Linked DNA regions of Mus musculus: region 2 is linked to region 1. Evidence: chromatin loops called from intact Hi-C (ENCODE). Cell type or tissue: left cerebral cortex. All regions are shown on one strand. Each heading gives the region's core, and the rest is flanking DNA. Links, peaks and the distances in the headings are about the cores only. Region 1 has its middle 47 kb from the start of 1700093K21Rik. Region 2 holds the start of Ahsa2 (AHA1, activator of heat shock protein ATPase 2).

Region 1 (4,393 bases), core at 101-4,100:
TTTCAAATTCCATATTCAACTGTCCTAATGCTGTTCACTAAGAGCCGGTTCCAGGCATGTGAGATGCCAAGTTTGCAATATACCAAATGATTTTCTTGAGCTTGTCTACAGGATTTCTAATTCATCTCTGAGGTTTGTCAGTTATACATATTGTGCTTTACTTTGTTTAATCAATATTCAAATTTTTATTTATTAAAACTGTTTTCCACAATTGTTTTCTACAATTTTAAAAGTTAAAAACCATCCAAGAGGCTTGTATGTGTAGTAGAGCAGAACTGTTTTAAGAAAATAAAAAGAAGGTAGAAGACAAGATCTACAGGCATCTGTCTATCCAGCTTCTGAGAGGTAGTACCATCCTCAGGGAACTGCGCGTGGTTATGAAGGCTGCCTTATATCCAAAACTATACCAAAAAAAAATGACTCAGCCCAACAAAGGACCAATGGTCCCTGACTAACATTCATGCATGGTTGGAGTCCCGATTTCCCACCTGAAATGAAGTTTCTCTCCCTGGGTTGTCTCCTCACCCACATCCCTGTCGCTCCCTAGTGCCTTCCGGTCGAGGAGAATCTAACTTTTCTTTGATTAGAGCATGGCACTAATGTTCATAATCACAGGTTATGTGCGATTGAACCCAGGGAGCATGTCCCACAACTAGAAACGTTTCCTGATGCCACAGGAGCTAAGGGAACTGCACGGAGGGGTTCTGGTGATGGAGCAGCCACGTCTCCAGACAGCTCATAGGCTGGGGACACCTCATCCATGCACTCTTTCTAATCTTGACCTGGAGCCAGAATTCAGAAAAATCTCCAGACAAGTCACCCTGAGAGTGGCCTTCCCTGTCGGCAAGACAGCTGCACAGCAGAGCTTTGCTGCTCAGACTTTAAGTCAGAAGGACTTTGTCATTCACTGTTCAGATTCTGGAAATTGGGGCTGGAGAGATGGCTCAGTGGGTAAGAACACCAATTGCTCTTCTGAAGGTCCTAAGTTCAAATCCCAGCAACCACATGGTGGCTCACAACTACCCGCAATGGGATCTAACACCCTCTTCTGGTACATTTGAAGTCAGCTACAGTGTACTTATGTATAATAATAAACAAATCTTTAAAAAAAAGATTCTGGAAATTGAATACCTGCCTCACTACCATCGTCCGCCTTCACACAGTTTAGATTGCGCAGGGTTTCACAATAGCCCAGGCTCCCCTGGAACTTACTGTGTAGTTGAGGCTGGCATTGTAGAAAACCCCCATCTCAGCTTCTCAGATGTCAGATTCAGACAAGCCATTATACATTCTTACCTAGTAGAGCTAGTCTGTTTCTCTTCATCAAACAGGTCCAAGTAGATATTTTTTTCCATATGAACTTATAATGTATTCATTTAATTCCAGAAGATTATAATTTAATTTTTATTTATATACATATATATAATGTTATGGCATGGCATGAAAGTAAAGTCAAAGGGCAGCTTGCGGGAGTCAGTTCTGTCCTCCACTATGTGGCTCTCAGGTTTTGAACTTAGGTCATCAGGCTTGGTGATAGGAGTCTTTACCCACTGAGCCGTCACGCTGGCCTGAAAAATTTGGAATTTATTAGAATCATACCTCTGGAAGTCTCTCCTCTGAGCTTCTAGGTCCTAATGACTCTTTTTTGTTTGTTTGCTGGTTTTGTTGTTGTTCTTTTTTGTTTTCTGAGACAGGGTTTTTCTCTCTGCTGTTCTGGAACTTCATGTAGACTAAGCTGGCCTCAAACTCAGAGAGATTGCCTGTCTCTGCCTCCCACATGCTGGGATTAAAGGCGTGCGTGCGCCACCACAACCTGTTCTAATGATTCTGCTTTCTTTTGTCCAGCCTTTACTTCCATATCCCCTTCAGTTTAAAAATTATGTAATGTTTATTTAGCTAATTCCTTTATAGTAAAATCTCTCTTGGGAACCCTAGCTAGTTTGTTTTCTTACTGTGGTCTGTTCACACTCTTTATTAAATAAGTGATGTACACTGCTAAAAAATAAACAATAAAACATATGAGGTGGCTACAAGCTAAAAGGGATCTTATAGTCAATAACACAAATAAACAAAACAAGATAGTGCTCACTGTTTGTTTGGTTGTTGTTGTTGTTTTTTTTTTTTTTTTTTCCTTTTTGGTTCTTTTGAGACAGGGTTTCTCTATGTAGCCCTGGCTGTCCTGGAACTCACTTTGTAGACCAGGCTGTCCTCAAACTCAGAAATTCACCTGCCTCTGCCTCCCGAGTGCTGGGATTAAAGGCGTGCGCCACCGCGCCCAGCCAGTGCTCACTGTTTTACTTCACAAGTGTTAAGAGCACTTGCTTCTGGAGGGGCCTGGAGTTTGCTTCCTTCCTAGCACTCTCACTCAAGTCAAGGGCTCACAACTGTCTAGAACGCCAGCTCCAGTGGCTCAGGTGCCCTCTTCTGGATGCTGTGGGTACTGCATACACACTCATGCTCTCATACACAGAATAAAGTAAGTCTTAATGAATCTATTACAGAGTGGAACACAGAAATTAATTCAATGAAATCATCTCTGGCACAGCCTACCCATGCACAGATAGATGATGTGAGAGGCAGCACTGCTAGTCACTGTGAACGGGAGTCACGGACGGAGCGAAGTCATTCTGGAAACAGAAGAATTAGACCTTACTTTCACAATGCCAAGATCCATGATAATCGCATCAGGTCTAGTGAGGGCCTCCTACTGCATTCACCCAAGTGTGAAAATGTAAGTCTAAAAAAACCCTTCTAAATGTAAATATTATAGTAAATAAAGGATCTGAAAAGATTTCTTAAAGAGATGGCATAAAGGGGGTGGGGAAGTTAACATATATAATTATATTCTAAATGAATTTCCTTTAGGTTTGGTGGATCACATTGCCAGGTTTAGTGGCCCGTGCCTTTAATTCCAGCACTTGGAGGTAGAAGCAGAAGGACCCCTGACTTTGAGGCCAGCTTTTTCTACCGAGTTAGTTCTAGAATAGCCAGCTCTACACAGTGAGACCTCGTTTTAAAAAGAAAAAAAGACAGGAGAGCTGCTGGGTTCCAGGTCAGCCATACCATCTCAAAACATGGAAAACTAGGAAAAAAGGGAAAAAACCTTCTATGAATAAAGGCGCATTAAACACAATACCATGTTCTGAAAGAAGGTATTTATAATACATACAACCAATAAAGGATTAGTGTGCAGAATATAAAATATATATAAGCAATACAAGCACACAAAGCACACATATTCAGTCTTAAAACTTAGTAGAAAAATAGATACTATGATTTTAATACACCTCTTCCCTCCAAAATTCAGTTGCTATCACTTTGACAACATTAAGAAATATTTTTTTGGCTCTTACTCCTGCTTCCCGCTTGCTTCTCTCTTGCCCTCTTGCTCTCCCTCTCTCTATGTGGCCATGGCCAGCCTCTACTTCTCTACTCTTCTCCCTCTCTCTGCCTCTCTGTTTATTGTAATAAACACCTTAAAGCAAAAAAAAAATTTTCTTTTTGTTTAGGTAGCCTTACTGTGTAGCCCTGGCTGGCTTCAAAACTGCAATCCTCCTGCCTGAATGCTGATTACATGTATGTGCTATATGTCCAGCTTTCAAGTCTAGAAGACTTTACAGAGCACTGGCTGAGCTTGCCTCCATGTTCTCCTGCATGATACAACCAGGAGGTCCTTGCTAGACCTCATGAAGTCATCTTGGATCTTGGCTGCTAGTACTAAGAGAACTGTCCTTCTGATCTTTAGAAAAAGCTCATGGTATTGCCACGAGCATACAAATGGATTAGGAATGGGAAGAAGAGCCCATGGCACACGCCTTTGATCCCAGCAATTGGGAGGCAGAGGCAGGTGGATCTTGGTGAGTTCTGAGGTCGTCTGGTCTACAAAGCAAATTTCAGGACAGCCAGGGCTACAGAGAGAAATCCTGTCTAGAAAAACAAAAGAAAACATAAGAATGGGAAGAGGAAACACAAATGATCAGTGCACATGTAACAGTAACTAAGCTCCCTAACAAAACAAAAATGTTGACACAACTTCACTATCTCTGGACTAATGGATATTGTAGTTTGTCAGCTCTTGCAGACATTAAGATCCTAAGGGTAGGATGGGAACACTATGAACTCAAGGCTGATAGTGACTTGTTTGGGTCCACTAAATGTGAATGCATATCATTTCTATGCAGAGAAATTCCTGGCCACACGTGAGCCTGTTAAGTCTCTTCCCTGCCTTATAAAATCAAGTGTCAGATGGAACCTCCATCAGCCAAGTCCCTTTATGAACAAAGAACAACTTCTGAACCAAGCCACAGGGATTTGGGGCTATCACTACAACAGCACTGTCCTGACTGAAGTAGCTGTCAGTGGCCAAGCAGAACACAGAGTTCCCATGCTGGAA
Region 2 (4,393 bases), core at 177-4,176, 69 kb before region 1:
GAGTACAACAAGCTAAGTCTGAAGGTATGAGACATGACCTCAGTGACCTTCAGTAAAGGCAAGACCTCAGAAATGCTGCTTGCTCTATGTTAGACTTTGGCTAGACTGTCTAGATTTGGGATTACAGGTGCTGTACAATGGTCCTGAATCCCAGAGGCAATTCGAAGAGGCAAGACAGGCATAAAGAAGTGATGAGATGAATCCAAAAAGGACACCTAAAGGCTGAGAACTGTCCCCATTAAGGGGAAACAAACAGTCTAATTCAGTAAGCCATGCACATGGCTCAAGCACTTCCCAGCACATGCCTTGTCACATTTAACCTGAAAGCATCGATGAACTAACTGCACAGGTAAGAGCTAGGCTGCCTGCTGTCACTCCCCTGCCCAGGTACTATACTTGGTCCTGGGAGTCTGAAGTTTCCTAGGACTTCCTCCTTTTCCACACCTCTGCTCCATCTCTCAGACACCCACAGTGTATAACACAGTGGCAGACAACCCCCATAATTCACAACTTCCACAGGACCAATCTAATGAGCAGTTTGCAAATGTCCAACACCTATAGCTGAAGCTTAACCAGAGAACAGGAGAGCACCAGCAGATACCTCAGTGTCATTGATTTCGTTTTCTTCAGAAAGGCTGGGTATTTCAATAAGTCCCTTGTGTTTTGCACCAGATTCTTTAACTGTACCTAAAATAAGCAAAGTGGATCCAATTAATAACTGGTTTATGCAAAAGACCTCTGCTTGAATGAATAGCCCATATGTGGCCTCACTCCCCTTTCAGGGTTATGACCACATCAGAGACCAACCAAGACAGGGACCAGCCAACATGGTACACAACACACCTATCCCCTTTCAGTATACTCATCTAGGGCCAGGGGGAGTATTTAAAATAGTTTTGATTAAAATGCGTACGGGGCACACCGGCAGGACCATGCAACTGGAACAATATTCAGATGCATCCACATTGAGATACTCTGGCATCATCTAAAGCAGCTCACTGCTACAAAATAAGGTGAGGCTCCAGAAGTGCTACTCTGGCTAAATTCAATGAAGGGAATGGTTGTAGGAGACAGGTGTGCTAAAATGCAAAGGTCAGCTCTGGATCTCCATTCACCTCTGCAACTTGAGATGTCAAGGAGTGAAACAAGCTGATGGGGTCATTAGGACCAGCAGCAACCACAGAGAAAGTGAGGGCAATGCAAGAGTCAGGCGTGATGCTGCTTACACGCACGTGCATTAACCTAGAGCCCTCTGCACACTAGGCAAGCATTCAGATGCTGAGCTACATCCCAAGCTCTTAGCTTTCTTGTGAAATGGGATCTTTTTATTGTGGCCCAAGCTAGTCTTAACTTGCAGGGAACTTAGTAGGACTGCTTTGATGTTTGACACCTCCCTGACTCAGAGGCCAAGGAAGGCTCAGTGAGCTTCATCTTAACAAACTACACAGAAAGTAGCCAACTCTAGGCAGACACCCGAGTTCTTAACACAATACGGTCGGTCTTCCATACCCACATCTCTCCTTGTTCTCTCCCTTTCCCTATGATTGACCTTTGGTCATGTCAACAAGTATTGAACCATAAGCTAAGTACCACGTGTCTTGGTAAAGTCAAGACAACTATGAACAAAAAGGTCCATCAACAGGTAAAGAGATAAAATGTGCTCTGTCCACACAATGCACATAAAAACAGCATAAAGTACTAAAACATGGTACAAGGTGGAATGAAAGCAGAGAGTTTTATGTATGACAGGATTCTATCTATATGGATTGTCCAAAGAACCCAATCTTAGGATAAAGTCCCCAAGGGAGGGCTGACAAGATGGCTCAATGGATAAGGAACTTACTGCTGGGGCCTAGTGACTTGAATTAAATTCCTGTGTCCTTGCACCTCACATGCCCACCATGGCACACATGCCCACACACATAATAGAATTAAGACAACAAAGATAAGCTAGCAAGAGGCAAAAGCACTTGCTACCAACCAACTCTGCCTTCTACACGTGCTACGACACCCAAGTATGTGCGCACACACACAGAAATAATTTTTTAAGTTTTGAAATAATTAAACATTTTTAAGGGAAGCAGGCATCTGTGGAGGAAGGGTGGCAGGTGGCAGCTGCATTAAGGCCCTAGTCACAGATGCTGGTAAAAGGGCTTAACTGAGAAAGAACTGCCCCTCAGGCATCTAGAGTAGTGAAGTGCAGCTTTCAGAACATAGCAACACCAAGCACATCCGAACATCAGCTACTGCTACTAAACGTTAAGACTGTACACAGGGTGTCCCCAACCTGCCTCTTGCCAGGACCCCCATTACCTTTCCAGGCCAGCTTGATGTTCCACTCATAGAAGAAAATAAGCTTCCCTTTGCGGCTGTTACATGAAGCCTCACCTTCCACCTGTTTCAACTCACTGATCTCACATCGGCCAGCCTCATTCTCCATAGCAATGCCAACCAGGAGCTCTCGGAGCTTCCCCTTGGACCAAATGGTGGCATCCCGCTCTGTCCTGCCAGAGAATAGAAAGACAGGTGAATGGCCCAGCTGGTCTCCATCTGAGCAGCCAGGATGCCATCCAAACCCAGACCAGGTGAGTCCTGGTATTCAAGCAGCCTCCAACTCGCAAATGTGCTTCTCTGACGAGGTTTCTACTAGGTATCTTCTAAGCCTGTTGCTCAGTTTCTTAAGACACTATTATTCACCATATAATAATGGGTAATCTTAAAAACAATGGCCCCGGGGAAAAGGGTCCAGCAATCTCCACCCCAGGAAATGGATTGGCTAAGCTGCGGCCACCTGTAACGGTGGTAGTCATTTAAATAGCCTTAACCACAATATCAGTTATCTGGCATTTCCATATTTATCTTATGCATTCTCTCTAATGTTCTCATCTAAGGGGACAAAGAGCAGCCTGAGACGTCAGTGTCCTAATCATAGAATCCAGCCTAGAACATAATTCTTTCAGGACAGCTAAGTCATCTTATGGTGCAGTCTGGGCTCTGCTTCCCTCAGCTTTCCCCAATGCCCGCCAAAGAGGCAGACATCTCCCGGTATTCCTGAGACACAAAGGGGGGCAGATAACTAGTGCAAACTGAGACAAAGCAAAGAAAGTGAGATCCAAGTCCCTGCCTTCCTACTGCACACGGACACAGCACCGTCGGCGCACGCACGCGCACTACGCATCTCAAGGCCGAGGATGGCTGGGTGAGGGGCGACCGAGGCACAGCTGTCCGGTAGGGTGAGACAGAAGTCCCTTCTGGAGCTCGCCCAACTTCAGGAGGAGCCTGAAGCCGTAGGACCAGCGCAGTTAGGAACCGTCTCCCGCCACGGGCAGCCGTGCTGCGGCGCCGCGCGGCCCTCCCAGGAGCCCGCCCGCCTGCTCGCGCCCGGGGCCCACCGCACCAGTGCCAGTTGTTCACGTTGGTCCCGTCCTCCCGCTCCTCCACGATCCAGCGCGGGTCCCCCTGGCCCCACTTGGCCATGGCGGCGCTGACGACGACGGCCCTGGTAGCGGGAGCGCGCGGGTTTCCGGCCAGAAGGTCTGTGAGCCGATCGCCCGCAGCTCCCAGAAAGTGCCAGAAGTCCCCGCCCCGGGCCGCCCCGGCCACAGCCTGCCCCGCCCCCCGCTGTCCGCTCCCCGCAGCCAGCTCCACCCCACATCGACTCTGCCCCAAGCCCGGTTACGCCCCCAATATGCCACACCTCTGGGCGCCGCCCTCTGCAGGCTTCTCCCCCACCCCACCCCCGACTTCGCCCCGCCTCTCTGCCCTAAGACCCCGCCCTATGCCTCCTGGCGCTGTCTTCTGCTAGGCTCCTCCCCGACTTCGCCCCGCCCCCCGGTCCTAAGGCTCCGCCCTGGCCCTAGCCCTCCGCTTTGTAACCCCTGGTTCGCCTTGTTCTTGCCGCTGGCTCCTGCTGCCCAGCGAGGCTTCTGGCCAGGGCTTTCTACGAACGACCGAGACTCCGCCCAGGGCTCGTACCAGAGCGGGTTGTCCATTTTCTGAGGCCCTTGGGATGGGAGCTGCGCAGGTCCCTAAGCAGAGGCCCGCGAGGGTTTACTGAAAGAATGCTTTTTTTTTTTCCATGCAGTGATCCTCTAGAGACAAAAGATCGTGCTTGCAAGTGCCTGGGATTGTGGATACAGTTACAATAAGGGTTTATTAATTCTTTCCATCGTTTTTCACCTTCTAGCAAAAACTGAAGCCACCATCTGGAAAGTGTTTCTTAGGAGATTATTTTAACAAATAAAATAGGTAGTTCAATGGGAGATGGGGAAGGACCTGGCTGCTCTGTGCACTTGCCATTCAGTGGTCTGCTTATCAGCAAAACAAGCTGAAAGGGCTATGGTGTTTATTGGAGCTATTGCATTTCGATGTGTTCTTCGAGAAGTTACATCAT

The links. Peaks named below come from ENCODE experiments on the same cell type or tissue, not always from the same donor. Only the 100,000 strongest peaks of a DNase experiment are listed, where the experiment ranks them.
Region 2: a loop joins it to region 1, with 5 times the contacts of the local background. A loop is called at or near these places in 18 of 42 quality-filtered maps.

What each region holds. Positions count from the first base shown.
Region 1 is chr11:23,563,569-23,567,961 of GRCm38, forward strand. It overlaps a transcript of 0610010F05Rik not described here. Among named protein-coding and RNA genes, the nearest start is that of 1700093K21Rik, 47 kb to the left of the region's middle. In left cerebral cortex, for the core only: a CTCF peak has its summit at 2,435 (motif pointing left); a DNase peak (open chromatin) is centred at 2,426.
Region 2 is chr11:23,494,378-23,498,770 of GRCm38, forward strand. Ahsa2 (AHA1, activator of heat shock protein ATPase 2) reads right to left here and starts at 3,662. Exons shown (of 9, transcript NM_172391.4): 1 at 3,398-3,662; 2 at 2,314-2,504; 3 at 602-687. The coding sequence starts at 3,477. It overlaps 1700030C12Rik (RIKEN cDNA 1700030C12 gene), which reads left to right and starts at 3,384. Exons shown (of 3, transcript NR_166706.1): 1 at 3,384-3,534; 2 at 4,085-4,208. In left cerebral cortex, for the core only: no CTCF peak of the experiment used is centred there; DNase peaks (open chromatin) are centred at 2,408, 2,670, 2,698, 3,179 and 1 more place; H3K4me3 peaks cover 2,260 bases; H3K27ac peaks cover 1,257 bases.